2 separate regions of the Homo sapiens genome follow, and region 1 is linked to region 2. A link is a loop called in an ENCODE intact Hi-C map of the cell type or tissue named here. Cell type or tissue: heart left ventricle. All regions are shown on one strand. Each heading gives the region's core, and the rest is flanking DNA. Links, peaks and the distances in the headings are about the cores only. Region 1 overlaps GPR158 (G protein-coupled receptor 158). Region 2 overlaps GPR158 (G protein-coupled receptor 158).

Region 1 (2,923 bases), core at 286-2,785, 52 kb before region 2:
ATATAGTGTATGTCCTCTATGCATTTTGAAGCTTCCTATTATTTTCCTAATATTCCTATAATTTTTTGTAGCAGTGTTCCTCAAACGAGAGGTTAGGAGCCATCCTTGAGGATGCAGAGCTAATTTATACCCTCCACTCCTTGGATATTTTTAGTCTTTACCTTGAAACATGTGGAAAGCTTGTCAAACTCAGTGCAAAATCCTATTGGAATTTTGATTGGTATTGCATTTAATAGTGCAAAGAACAATTGTCTACAATTGTGTCTACAAAATTTTTTGTTCTTTGGCATTCTCTCTTCACCCAGTTAAAATCACGGGTCTCTAAGGCTACAGGAAGGCAACCACAGCGAGGAGCTGCACGTTTTCTCTTTCCGTTGAATATTTTTAGAAATGAGCTTTCATGAAATCAGAGCTCCATCTTATCTTCCCCTTTCATGTCCATAAAAAAATCATGTTCTCCTCCACACACCTGTAATTATATAACCTGGCTTCCTGAAGGTAAAGGTGAACCTGTTGGTAGGTTTTATTGTTAGTAATGTTTAGAAGTGATAGATTTCCCCTGGGATTTCACTTTAATTTTAGATCTGAACTCTTCCTCCAGATTACCTCTCTCGTCTCTCTTACCATACACAGATCTTAGAAAAGGAATGGAATGAATAGTGGCTCAGTACAGGGGCCTGGGCCACTGACTTCAGACTGAGCCGAGCTCTACTTAGCCTTGAGGGGTGGATAGGGCTGTTTTGAAAAGACACTGTTGATCATGCCTTGAGCTGGGATCCTTTAGGGTAGCCAGTAAAAGAGAAAAAAGGCCACTCAACACCCCCATTGATTGCTGCTTAATGTTTGTAGAAACAAAACATTGGTTTCCATTTTCCCCTTCAATTTTCCATAATAGCACCCTTCTAATGGTGCCTAAGAAATACATCTGACAGGGAGATACTTGTTGCATTTGGAAAAAGGCGGAGTTAACATGAGAAAGTTTAAGTTCAACAGAAATAACGTTCTTACTGACTTTTAAAATCTTGCTTTGCAAAGTCTCTGAGACTAAATAATCTCTTTAATGCTAATTATTAATCGCAAAGTGAAATCTCTTATTTATAAAGGTACTAGATAAGTGCAGGATTTTTGAGAAATTAAAATGTATTTAAAGTTTGTCTGCTGATTCATTTAACTTTCCAGTTTATTTTATTTCTCCATAAAGCATTCCTAAATGTAAGTATAGTACTGTTTTATAATACTGCTGAGGGCTCTTAAGGGGTATATGTTATTTTCTCTTTCAGAATATAATATTCAGATAGGATCATCTTTGACATTTCAGTAATACAGTCAATTTTTAGCTCTAGGACCCAAATTTAAAATAGATTAGAGGTAGGACTCATAGTCTCATTTCTAAAATATTTGGCCTTGTATTCCTTATGAAAAATAAAAAGGATAGGGAAGCAACGTGCATAATAATAGCAGAGAAGTTTAAAACATAAAAAAGGCTATAACCCTTGTGGGCCTATGGCAGTAGAAATTTCATACATAATTACTATGGGGGTTATGAGCATCCATATTTATTGTTTATTTACCTTCTGTTTTTGAGCTTCAGGACTCTCTTTATCCATAGAATTTTCTCTTCCTATTAACTCTTCTTATTAACTCAGAATCACAGAAGTCATGGTTCTGGTGCTCTGTCTGGCTACCTGCTTCTATTTAAAGGTAGCTCTATACCCAAATTCAGTTAGCAATTAGCAAAACGTGTACTGGCCATGCCAAGATAACCAGTTTTCCTTTTCCTGGCTCTTGTCTTTTGGAGTTTGCCCTTTCTGCTTTGTAATTCATTCCATGTTCTTCACCCTTCAACTGCTAGACTCTGGCTGTCCTATTTAGTCACTATTATTAGACACTCACTGTTGGCAGGTGACTGCTCTTTCCAATGAAGTCTCATGTGCTTGGGTTGGGTGGCTGTCATTTAAATCTATTATGCAATCAATTTCAAAATCTCTTGTGCAGCCTTTTGAAATTAGGCTGAGCAGACTCCTTCTCAGACCTTAAGAAGAAGAGTTTCTTGCAATAGGGTCTCCAAGAATGTAACTTTAAAAAATCATCATAGCTGTTTGTGGTATACCTCCAAGATTGGGAATCATTGACTTATAACCTTGAAAATTATTTTTTATATCCTGAAACCTAATATCATTTTTGCTCAACTGAGTACCAGAAATGAGACTTTTCTTTGTTAATCTTGTGTTTGTCACAATCACATAGACACTACAACTTTAAAATATCATGGTTAATCTCTCTTTTTGGCTTTCCTTAGTCAGGGAGAAATGAAACCAAGTGAAGATGTGTTCCTTGAGGGCAGTGAATTTCAGAGACAATGGAACGTGAATGGAGAGTTTAAGGGCGTTTGAAACTATTCAGGATTCTCCCAGTGAAATTAAATTCCTTGAGCTGTTTGTCTCAGACCATGAAGGAGCTAGAAGGACATTTTATTTTAAAATGTCTGTGAATGTAGAGAGGGCACAACTGTGAAAGCTGATTCTAAAAGAAATCAAATGTGAAGGAAAGCCCTTGATTAAACTACTCTGGGTGTTTAGCAGCGTGAAGTGACTGAGAGATGATAAAAGCTACAAGAACAGAAAGGAGTTTTAAGGTTTTTTTATTTTTTTTCATTGACACAAATAAGCAAACTGAGACATGCTTGCCTGAAACTAAATGAGCAGTTAAACACAGCAACAAATAAACCAACATCGCAGAAAGCAAACACGAGTGGCTCACCAGTGAGATAAATATGGGAAATAAGCTAAAAGATATAACTACATAAGACAGATGTAACAAAGACAGCAGATGAGAATCACATATAAATAACAGGAGCAGCTGCAGTTCAGTTGAACCCAGAACCCTCTCTTCTCCCATTATCTCTGTCTGGGCAATCTCAGAC
Region 2 (2,923 bases), core at 174-2,673:
TCTGCAGCTTAGCTTAGTTGAATGTTGACTAATAACTATCTTCAAATATACATTTCTTAAAATTATTGAGATAAATTATCATTTATCACCCTAAAAGTCCTAAAATTTATTCTCTAATTTTAAACATGTAATTCTTGATGGGTTTTGTATTATAAAAATACTTATTTTAGAAAAATTAGGAATTGAAATTAATTATGAGCATGGTAAAAAATACCCATAGTTCTATTTCTTATAATTGTTAACAATTTAGCAATTATCTTGTTTACTTAAATGTATATCTGTTCTTTATATCACTGAAGAACATTTTACTTAGCTATTTAGCTTATCATTATATGGATAGGTCAAAAATGCATTTGTCACATTCTCAATTGATAGACATGTGGTTTCCTATATTTGTCATTATAGTTATTGCTATGAAGAACATCCTTGTCTTGGTCTGTTTGTGTTGCCATAAAGGAATACCTGAGGCTGGGTAATTTATAAAGAAAAGAGGTGTATTTGGCTCATGGTTCTGCAGGCTGTACAAGGAGCTTGGTGCCATCATCTGTTTCTGGTGGAGGTTTCAGGCTGCTTCCACTCATGGTGGAAGGCGAAGGGGAGCCAGCTTGTGTAGATCACATGGTGAGAGAGGAAGAAAGAGAGAGCAAGAAGATGCCAGATTCTTTTCAACAACCAGCTCTTGGGGAACTAAGAGTGAGAACTCACTCCTGCAAGAATAGGATCAAGCAATTCATTAAGGATCCACCTGCATAACCCAAACACCTCCCACCAGGCCCTGCCTCTGCCAACCCTTGAGTCAGAAACACTATTCAAATAGAAAACAGGCTGGTGAATTTCTTCCATGAGAAACAATCCCTTGCTTACAGACTTTCCCCCACCATCTCTAGCTTCTTCAGTGGCACTTTTTTTTTCTTTTTCTTTTTTTTTGTCACAAGCTGCTTGGGACTTTTCCATGTTAAGATGCACTGATTGTCCACTGTATGTTCCAATTAGTGAAAGAGCTGTTCTTCCTACTGCATTCATTTTCATCCCTTAGTCTTCAACACTACCTTGAAAAGAAAAATGTTTTCATGTTTGTACTCTAAGCTCTTTATGCTCTGGATCAAAACATTACAGAATTTTTGACTGTTATATCTGCATGTGGAGAAGGCTTATGGAACATTTAATGTGAACGTGGTCCATGCACAAAAAAAGACTAGAGCAATGAATAAACCAAGACAATTTGCATGAAGGGATAAAAATGAAAACACATAGTGAACTCATTTCACTGGTCTTACAACAAGTGATAAACAATTCAAGCTATCCAATCAATAAAAAATGATCTTTTTCTATTTTGATACTAATTATATGTATTTTAATATTTTAATATTAATATATAATTGATATATAAACAAATATTAATATATTAATATATAATATATTTCAATATCCAATTTTTGGATAAGAGACTGCCTAAATTTCCCTTTTCAATATTTGAAAATGATTTATCAAGTTTGAATAAAAATTAGCATTTACAAAGAGTAAAACCAACAATGACTGCAAAAACCCTCACATACAGAATTGCAATTTAAGAGAAAACCACATTTTCTAGTAGGTTTTTTAAAAGTTACTGACATATAGGCCTTTCACGAGAAGAGAGTTTTGGGGGTGTGTTTATAGTTGAGTCATGAGTGCCTTTGTTCAGGCAGCACTGAAGAGCTAGACTTTGAGAGGTTCCCTAGCATGGGGCCTGCTTCAACACAATTGCAGCAAATGCCCTGTGTTCTGCCTTTGTCCTCTCTGGTCTGACTTCAGCATTACTCACGCAATTCCTCTCCCTTTCGCATAACCCAGTGTCATTCTATTCCAGCCAAGTTTATCTCTGCACCACTCAGATAAGCCCCATGCTGCTCTTTGTAAATGTCACTCTTAGAAGAAGATAGGATGTTTTCTGAAAGAGTTCTTTTTTAAAGCGTTCACTGACTGAATCCATTCTGAAGGATAGTTTGGGTAGAGGGCTTTCTAAAAAAAAATGTTTCATTTTTTAGCCTTTTAGGAGAGCATCTGGAGACAGGTACCCCATTACTCAGGAAACTCCCTAGACTTTTTAGATGGATAAACAGAGCAGAAATAAAATATGTCTAAATTATGTTCTTACACTATCTGATTCAGGCAGTCAAGTTTCTTAGTGACTCATCTGTTACAAATTTTTAGTATCTGTGTTGAGAAATTAAGCAAACAAAGTTAACCATATAGATTAGTAAATTAAGTGTCTATAGTAAAATATCATTTGAATCTCAAGGCTGTGAAAGTGTATATTTTGTGACAGCTTAGTCAGATCCAGATTGTTTAATTAGACTTAACAAAACAGATGACCTTTCTGCTTTATTTACAAAAAGTAGTTGAGGTGATTTTGTAGTTATTTGCTTATTGCGCTAAAGCTTTTCCTTATGGCTGCTTAGGGTGTTTAAATCAATAATAAATGACTCCCTGTAAGATTTAAGTCATTTCAAAAATGTAACACAAAAGCAAGTATCATCTGATTTCTACAGTATATTAGAGCTGAAACAATTTCATCCATAATAAAGTCACAAAAGTGTTGCATACTAGAGAGGAGGGTTGACTTCTGCATTTCTCAATAGTCCTGGTACTAATTTGAGGAAAAAAGAGAGGGAGAGGAAAGCCAAGAATAAAATCTAACATGATACCTGAGGTTGGGGGGAAAGAATCTTTGGTATGTGTAATAGTATTGCTAAATAATATTGTTTTGGATAGCATAAATCAATATGCAAAGAGAATTTACCAATCTATATTATGAGTTAAACACTTGTTCACTAGTATCTTAATGGATATTAATTTTTCATGTTTTTATCATAAAATTTTATTATGTTTTATTAAGAAGTTTATTCAGTGTAAAGCTATATGAAGAAAAAAGTAAAGCCCT

What was found. A loop is a pair of places that touch in the nucleus more often than their neighbours do. Peaks named below come from ENCODE experiments on the same cell type or tissue, not always from the same donor. Only the 100,000 strongest peaks of a DNase experiment are listed, where the experiment ranks them.
Region 1: it touches region 2 in a loop (8-fold over the local background); 5 of 110 quality-filtered maps call a loop at or near these places.

What each region holds. Positions count from the first base shown.
Region 1 is chr10:25,439,573-25,442,495 of GRCh38, forward strand. The region is part of intron 4 of GPR158 (G protein-coupled receptor 158); the gene reads left to right. Among named protein-coding and RNA genes, the nearest start is that of LINC00836, 210 kb to the right of the region's middle. In heart left ventricle, for the core only: no CTCF peak of the experiment used is centred there; no DNase peak of the experiment used is centred there; H3K4me3 peaks cover 643 bases; H3K27ac peaks cover 591 bases.
Region 2 is chr10:25,491,496-25,494,418 of GRCh38, forward strand. All of the region lies in intron 5 of GPR158 (G protein-coupled receptor 158), which reads left to right. Among named protein-coding and RNA genes, the nearest start is that of LINC00836, 160 kb to the right of the region's middle. In heart left ventricle, for the core only: no CTCF peak of the experiment used is centred there; no DNase peak of the experiment used is centred there.